Regions from separate parts of the Homo sapiens genome. Here all the other regions are linked to region 1. A link is a contact called in ENCODE Hi-C data. All regions are on one chromosome and are shown on one strand. The core of a region is the stretch at or near the end of the contact, and the rest is flanking DNA. Distances in the headings are between cores, read along the strand shown.

Region 1 (2,796 bases), core at 147-2,646:
TCAGTCAGCATGATTCTTGATTGAAAAACACACGGGAGAGGTAGAAAATATTTCCAGAAAACTACGATTGAGAGTCACATTTTACAGAAAGATAAATTAGGATTTGTTTTTATATATTGCCAAATGATTCTTTACTTTGAAAGTAATTTTCCACAGGATTCTTTACAAAAAAAAATTAACTGTTTGGTTCATGGGACTGTTTTTAGATTGTTTACTTGCCAGGCAGAAAAACCTTGGAGCTAAATGTTAGGAATCACTGGCAAACAATAAAGATAAACATCTCTAAAATTTTCATAAAAGTCAGTAAAAAATATGACTTCATTCACAAAAAAATCAATTGACAGACATCTTTTGAAGAATACAGCCTTGACTTAAAACAAGGAGCCCATAGAGTCAAATTCCTTTTTATTCTTGCTTCTTCTTAAATTTTAAACATTCTGGAAAATTTTTCTAATACATTTTTTCAGTAATGTCCAGCAGTATCTTAATTTTTAAGTAATGACTGAATTAAAACTGCAAACATATAAATAGTTTAAATACTAATAATAGGAGCTGCTATTTATTTCTAACAATACAAGTCTTTTCACCAGATTCCTTTGTAAGCCGTAAAAAAAGTCATCTTTATAGTTTTCTCAGACATATGCTGTACTAAAAAATGCAAGTCTTGATGCTAAATATACATTTAGAAACTGGGAAATTTCTGAATTTTAAGGGTGATACAGCATAACATATCAGTTACAAAAAAAATGACTTGTACCTTGGGAAAAAACAGAAAAGGAAATAAAGCATTTTTATTAAGATATATGACTTCATCTTGTTTTATGTGGTGAATTAAAACAAAATCACTTAAAACAGTAGAAACTCTGTTGCTATCAATGACTTGTTCAAAAGGAAAATAATTAGATCTCTGAACTATTCATCAGGGAAAAAGGAAAAAAAAAAATCCTTCAATTATCTGAACCCCATACCTAGACTCTTATTATAGCAAAAAGTAACAGAGGAAATAATTCAAAAGGTTGGAACTACGTGATTGGAAATCAGTGATTGCAAACCACTTAACTATTTATTTATATTTTCTCAATTTTTTGTAGATTTTCAGAAATTCATTTTGCACTGTTGAGCATTTCCAAAAAGTAGAAAAAAAAAAACTTCTTAAAATTGCCGACTTAAATAATTTGTTTCTGTCCCTATAAGTCACTCTATAAAATGCAAGAATTTCCATTTCAATTCAGTTTTGGGGCATGTTGAAACAATCCTTCCTTTTTTCCCTCACCTTATTACTGAAATGAAATGTGTATTCGCACTATAATGTGTTTTCTTCTATCCTGATTGTCTCTATGGCTTTTATCTTTCTCTTTTTAACAGTGAGTGGCTAATGGGGGCGGTGGGGGCGTGCGCGTGGGTAAGAGAATGTTCTTTGTTAAAGACTGTTTTCTTCCCTATACTCCATTGCCCTCTAGTGGCTGAGAGCTAAATATCTGGAAGCTTCCATCATCCGCAAAGCAAGACACCATTTTACGCTTCACTGAGAGACTAGGGATATTCCTGCTGCTAACACAGTGATTTTTCTCTCACCATGAGAAAACATAGGCTCTGAATTTAGCCAAATTTTATATGCTTTCTGCCTGAACCATTTAAAAGTACCTGAAAAATTTTATTGTATGCTTTGTTTTTTACTGCTTTCCATATTCCCTCCCTGCCTTTCTTCCTTCTTTCAACAGACAACCTAATTTTATTTAGCAAAAGAAGGACTTGTAGAATGTGGGTATTTAAAATCCATAATTAATTACAAAATTGCATTGCTTGTAGTAATTTCAAATTCCTCCCCACAAAAATTTCAGCTGACATATTAAATCTAGGCATTAGGTTGGACAGTCTGTGAATGCAATCCCTGGGTAAAATTTTAAAGACCATCGGTCACTTCTCTACAAAAAAAAAAAAACAAAAAACCCTCATATTTGTGTACTGATTATTTCTGTAAAAGTAACCAGAAAACCAAAAGACAAAGGATAAGAATAATATACTCCACTTTATAAAAGAGAGACCAGCTTAAAATTCTTTTGGTGAGGTTTTTAGCAGCACCCTCTTTTTGTTTTCAAAGGAAATTGGTTTGTTTGATAAATTATATGGTCACCCTGGTTAGCAACTCTCAGATCTTACTATTTAAATACTCTAATAGCAAACAGTTTCCTCTCTTTCTTCCTCTGGACGTTTTTAAAGTATCAAAATACTAAGACAAAGAGAAAAGCCGATTACAAACTATCACCAACCATGGTCATTTAATTCATTTTACTGTTCTACATTAAAATATTCTTTATGAAAACATTGCATTACTCTAGGGTAAAAGACCCTAGAATTGATGCTTTAACAGTACGTAACATAAAGCACCACCCAATTATAAGCAATGTGAATTACATCTATATAAATCAGTGCTCTATTGTAAGCGATATAAATTTTCATCTTATACACTTTAAGTACCAGATGAGCTTGAAAAGATGGGGGTAAATGGGGGAGGCAGGGCTAGAGTATGGTGAGCTTTGTAGGTTATCCATATTTCTGTAACTGCATTGATCCATGTTCAGCTGACTTGAGATATACATGACAGGAGGGACCATTTCTCATTCAAGACCATGTCACCTGTCCCCAGAAATGGAGTGCTCACAAACATCACCACCATCTCTCCATTAATGATACAGCCACACTTTCATAAATTCTGACATGTTTTCTGAGAAGCCACCATCCCTGGGAAGTAGAAACCCATGATTATCATCACTATCCTCTCTGGCCTCTGCTGCA
Region 2 (3,048 bases), core at 349-2,848, 1.4 Mb before region 1:
ATTCCTGATATATTTTTGATATTAGCCCTTATCAGACGTATGCTTTGCAAATATTTTCTCCCAATCCATGGGTTGTCTATTCAGAGGTCAATATTTTTATTTCTAATTATATGGAGTTTATAAATTATCTAGACGCAAAATTATATATTTGTTTTACTTGTTTGGCATTTACTGTGTTATTTTTATTTTTCTCATTTTTGCAATAAATATTTACAGTCCTTATACCTTGTTTTGGAGCTAGGAGGAAAACTTTATTAAGTCATCCAAGACAGAATTAGAGTGACCATCAATATGAAGACTCCTTCCCACAGGATAGGCAGAAACTCAAACTTACAAAAGATACAGAAAAAAAAATCTATCCTTTACAACAATCCAAATTATTTTAAACTCATTTTTAACTTAACTTTCCACAAACAATATATTTTCCATATTTTCTAAAGGTCTATTGGGGGAGCCAGAGTCTGTGTAATATGCTCAGTCCATCATCTTGAAACAATTCCAAAAAAACATATCTTCATTTTCTAAACTCCTAATTTATCTACTTTTCATATGGCATTTGCCACTCTCTACCTTGTGCTTCAATTATCTGAGCCATTGTCCTCTCTCCCCTACTAGCTCCTATAGTGACAAGTAGACATGGCCATAGAGATGCAAGGTGAGCAGTTGTGTTTATTAAACCTTCATTACGTTCAAGAAACATCACATATATTATGTAGCTTAAGTGTTTTATAAAACATTAAATTAGTATTAATGTTGTTTTGTTACACAGATGAGAAAACTGAAGCCCAGAGAAATTATAGTACATTACTTTGTGTTTCTCTGATTTCAATGCTCTAAATCTTTCCACGAGGCAGAGACTGGATTTATTTTTGAATCCTCCACAGAGCTGAGCATAAATCTTCATCCATAGAAATTCTCAATAAATGAAAGAAGGTAAACATCTTGATGATACTCTTACTTTATACATCAAATAACACTTGTCACCTGTGTTCTCTGGAAAGTTGGAAACTTATTTTTATAAATGGCTATGCTGTGATCACACACACACAAAAAACATTTTTTTTTAAAAAAAAATGTATCTAGAGTGCAGGATGAATAAGGTTAAAGCACATTAGCAATGCTTGAATACTTGAAAGAGTCAGAACTTTAAATATTTCCTTTTAATTATGTATTTAACCTATATATATATAAATGTAAACAAATAAAGAAATAATCTTTATCCTTACCGACTATAACTCACTTATAATCTAAAATACAGTGGAATTGATTTGTTTTGATTGAGAAATTCAGTTAGTTAACAAAGGCTGATTTCACACCTGTTGTGTGGTCTACAGTGTAGACTCTGCTACTTGAAGACTAAGAAAAGACTTTCTAAACATGCATGTTGCTAGTAAACACTACCTTCTAACACCTTTACCAAACAGATGACTGCATGGGCCTTTAAAATATACAAATTATGTTCAAATGAATAAACACCACAGAATTAACCTATTTTAGTAAAACAGGTTTATTCTACACAAACATTTTATATCTGCTGTAATAAATCATACTTTATGCCAGCTGACATGTTGTGAGCTGCCTACGGGGAGCCCACATGGCAAGTACCAGAAGGAGGACCCTGGCCAGCAGCCAGCAAGAGACTGAGGCCCTCAGAACAACAGCCTGTGAGGAACTGAAGCCTGACAACCACCAAGAATGAGTTTGGAAGGATCCTCTCCCAGTTACGTCTTCAGATAAGACTGAAGCTCCTGCCAACACTTAAACTGCAGCACTATAAGAAACTTTGAGGCAGAAAACCCAGCGAGGTAGGTGTGCTCTGATTCTTAACTCAGAGAAATGATCTGATCAGAAATATTCATTTTTTTCAAACCAGTAAGATTTGATGTAATGTGTTGCACACCAAAACAGTCTGTACTGACTGTAATACAGTTGGTAACAGAAAATAACTGAACAGGGGCAAAAATAAATATCCTCTTTCAAACAATGATTCATAAAACTGTTTGCAAAATACATACACACCCACGAACACACATACACACACACAAACACACCACAGTAGAGTGATTAAGAGCATAAATTCTGGAGCCAAAATGCTAGGTATAAACCCCAGTCCTGCTACATACAGCTGTGTGTCCTGGTAAAGATGTTTTAACCCCTCTCTGTTTCCTCATCTACAAAATAGAAAAAGCAACAGCAACATTTTCTCTGATTTGTAGTAAGGATCAATGTGCTTAGAACATGACCGTACACTGTAATCACAATATAAATGTGAGCCATTCCCATTATTTTGGCAGCTAGTATTGTGCCTGCCATATAACTCTTGGTCAATAAACATACATGTCCCCCTACAGTCACATTTGATCAACCTAACATAATTGATTCCCTGAGAAGCAATTAGTTCTGAAGCTAAAGCATATCCCATGGTCTAAACTCAATATACCTTTGAGTAGAATTCTGAATTGAATTTTTTTATTGAAACTTCTGCTCACACCAGTTGAGAGCTTAATTTTATCATCTAGGCAATCTGAGCAGGTGGCTGATTTCTGAAGCAGCCTTTCTACAAAATCAATGAAGCAAAAGAAAGGAGTGAGAAGACTCACGAGAAAACACTCATAAGAAAATAAGATTTAGAGTTTATGTAAAGCAGCCTTCTTCCAAAACAGGATTATTGGTAGGGTGGGAACAAAAGTAGGAAAGAGTAGAATCAGGTCAATGAAATTTTTATGTGTTGTATACTGACATTTTTACCAGAAATTTTTTTTAACGCAAAGCAGGGCATGCTTTTCATTGACTTTTCCTCCATCACTCTCATTGTTTCCTCTTCTTAATGAGAAAACAACTATTGCACTGCACAAATATCAGCCTAGATGGGGATGGAGACCCATCGAAAGGTGGAAATGCTTCTTAAGCCTTAGAGAAGCATCCACAAGGACCAAGCTCAGGGTAGACTCTTATCTAAACCTTGTGGGTGTGTGAATTTCAAGCCACAAGTCTTGTGAGAACAGATTGAGGCACCGCATTCCTGGTATTCCTCTCCAGTGGGACCAG
Region 3 (2,966 bases), core at 354-2,853, 1.5 Mb before region 1:
GTGAAACTCCGTCTGTACTAAAAATACAAAAAATTAGACAGGTGTGGTGACACGCGCCTGTAGTCCCAGCTACTCAGGAGGCTGAGGCAGGAGAATCCCTTGAACCCTGGAGGCAGAGGTTGCAGTGACCCGAGATTGCACCACTGCGCCCCAGCCTGGGCGACAGAGCGAGACTCTGTCTCAAAAAGAAAAAGAAAGAAAACGAAAATTCTTTTAACCCTCATTTACCTTGCATTTCTATAATTGTAAAACATAGAAATATTAACATAGCTATTAGAGATTATTCAGTGTTGCCTTGAGGCTCCAGTTAAAACAACAGAAATGAATACACTCCTCAAGTTTTAAACACAATGAAATGTTATGAACTATTTTTAAGAGAAAAATCCCTACCTACTTGTGTAACAAATTATTGCTATGTGTTAATGATATATGTTGACATAGCTCATATATAGCACATACATTGAGCAATAAATATTGAAATGTTTTCTTTATTCATGCTAGCCCTTTTCAATCCATTTTAAACATTTAAGGGGCTTTGTCATAAAATAATTTTTTATTAAAGTGAATTGTATATAAATCCCATTTTGCAATGACTATTTTTTTAAAAGACAAAGAAGAGAATGATAAATGAGCTTTCTGCTATTGATCTATTCAGCCACAGGGTGTCATTCTTGGAGTACAGATTAGCCTGTCTAGAAGCAATACTCTGGCAGCAGATACCAAACACCATATCATATTCAGTATGTTGAATACATAATGAAAGCTCCTGACTTTTAGCCTAATTTAATACTTCTTTATACTCAGCAAACTACATCATTAGACATTTTCCAGATCTGTTTTGTAATTTTTAAATTATCTTTAGAATAAAAGCATGAAGACAACAAACAAAATTTCTAGTGGACTCAACCTCAGTGAATTGAATTAGATTGCTAGTCTTGGGAAGATAGTGAGAGAAAATATACAATCGGTACTGCTCTCTTATATTCAGAGAGAGTTATAAGGAAAAACAACGAAGTTGACAGATAGCCATACTTATAAAAAGCATTTTCCCTTTAAAAGTTATTTCCATTTATTTCATCAAACTAATAGATTATATCGCACCAGTACATGGCTCAAGAAAACTCCAAACATGCTTGGTATAGCTATTTTATGCTGAATTTGCAAAGCGTTCTAGGCCGAAAGTTAACATAGACTATGGAACTATAGTCTCACCCAAATCAGTTTAAACTTGGCACCAAGTATCCCACTTTGTCTTCTCCCACATTGGGTACAACTCATCTGAAAAAGGGTAACTTTAACCATGGTGCATAAGTCATGAAAATGGCTTGGAAAGACCTCATTAAAATGGGGCCAGATAAAGGTTAAGAAAAAGGTGATATTAACCTGACACTTTGCTTCTCTCTTCTTTAATCACTGGTAATGTGGGGACACTTAAACCTCTATCATAAACTTAGATGGAAATTCCCTCATGCCTACTTACATTGCTCCCAGCCCATCATCATGTGTAGAAAACAGATCAATGTTTTACTCCTTCATTCAGAGAGCTTTTTTCAAATATGATCCCATAATAGAGAGAAAACCAGACATGATTCACGTACTCATGCAGCTTAGTCTCTAGTGAGTGAGAGAGACATGAATCAACCACGCAAGTAAGACATAACATTCCAATGTGGTTAGTGCTAAGAAAGAGAAACACACCACAGTGCTACAAATGCTTATTTAATTGGGAATTTTACCCATGACTAGAGAAGAATTTCCTGAGTTAGCCAGGGCAGAGCTAGGGTATGGTCAATGAGTAATACTAACCAATCAAATAGAGAACAGAGAGAGATCAAGTCTGGAGCCTGTCAGGAAGACAGTATCATGAGCTCCAGTAACTGAAGAGGTTCAGGTCTCATCAAACAGATGGTGAAGACAATGTGGTGGAAAAGGCTGAAATGGTAGTCAATAAGTCATGTCAAGGATTTCGGTCTTTGCTTTTTGGTCTTTATCCTAAGAGCAAGAGGAAGCCGATGAATGTTTCCAAGCAAGAGAAGGATGAGGGAGGGAAAAGTGTTGAATATTCTAAGGTGCAGATTTGCACTTTGAGAAAGATTATTCTGTTTAGGATGCAAAAGGAATTTTTAGTGGACAAAGGTGGTTCTTGGAAAACCAGTTACAAGCTAGAAGTTGGCGGCTTGTATTAAAGAAACAAAAGTTAAAAATCGAAATAAGATGGACTTGAGACATATAGAAAGGAATTCCTTACCTATCTAGGGATTCTGTGTGGGGATGAATCTTTGATTTCGTCTCATTAATGGCTGGTGAGACTCCATTGTACAAAAAAAAGTTGATTTAAGGGACTACACCTGACTGGGTGCAGTGGGTCACACCTGTAATCCCAACACTTTGAGAGGCCAAGGTGGGAAGATCGCTTGGGCCAGGAGTTCGAGACCAGCCGGGGCAACAAAATGAGAACTTGTCTCTTCCAGAAAATTTTAAAACTTTGTGAGGCATGATGGCTCACACCTGTAGTCCAAGCTGCTCTGGTGCCTAAGTCGTTCAACATCACCCCAAGAAAGGTAAAAGGAGGTTTCCTGACTTATGGTCACATATTTCAACTACTCATTCATATGTTTAGCTATATATCACCACATACTCCTCTAAAAATTATTATAACAATTTAGATTTTTACCAAAAAATGGAGACCCAATTGTCCCATGTTCTTGATACCTCTGAGCAATGTCAATCTTTTTTATCTTGACTTATAAAACTTGGTTTAAAAAAACTTACTCTCTTGTCATTTCCTCAATTAGGAAGCAGTTGAACACATTTTCACAAGTTTGTTAGCTATCTTTATATCTTTTACATGAATTGACTATTTTCATTTGCCCAATGCTAGCACAGTGTTTGACTTTTTCTGAAAGATTTATAAAAGCTATAGTTTTTATGTTTCGTTGCAAATTATCTTCCTGTTTGTTTAATAA

Evidence for each region. Hi-C counts contacts between places; a loop is a spot of excess contacts on that map. Pooled maps may share reads with other maps.
Region 2: a loop to region 1 is called in a map of heart right ventricle, with 6 times the contacts of the local background. The contact joins two enhancer-like sites. A Hi-C loop is called at or near these places in 1 of 168 maps with a recorded cell type or tissue (heart right ventricle) and 11 of 50 pooled maps.
Region 3: a map of IMR-90 shows a loop between it and region 1 (20-fold over the local background). The contact joins two enhancer-like sites. A Hi-C loop is called at or near these places in 19 of 168 maps with a recorded cell type or tissue (A673, HCT116, IMR-90 and 12 more), 2 of 37 single-sample maps with no recorded cell type and 30 of 50 pooled maps.

The regions. Positions count from the first base shown.
Region 1 is chr4:157,977,480-157,980,275 of GRCh38, forward strand. All of the region lies in intron 2 of LOC105377509 (a long non-coding RNA gene), which reads right to left. Among named protein-coding and RNA genes, the nearest start is that of GASK1B-AS1, 190 kb to the right of the region's middle. Within about 2 kb of position 1,397, at least 2 of the 41 ENCODE cell types and tissues checked have a DNase peak (open chromatin) inside an H3K27ac peak, as active enhancers do.
Region 2 is chr4:156,593,218-156,596,265 of GRCh38, forward strand. No RefSeq gene overlaps it. Among named protein-coding and RNA genes, the nearest start is that of LINC02272, 48 kb to the right of the region's middle. Within about 2 kb of position 1,599, at least 3 of the 41 ENCODE cell types and tissues checked have a DNase peak (open chromatin) inside an H3K27ac peak, as active enhancers do.
Region 3 is chr4:156,474,813-156,477,778 of GRCh38, forward strand. No RefSeq gene overlaps it. Among named protein-coding and RNA genes, the nearest start is that of LINC02272, 170 kb to the right of the region's middle. Within about 2 kb of position 1,604, at least 3 of the 41 ENCODE cell types and tissues checked have a DNase peak (open chromatin) inside an H3K27ac peak, as active enhancers do.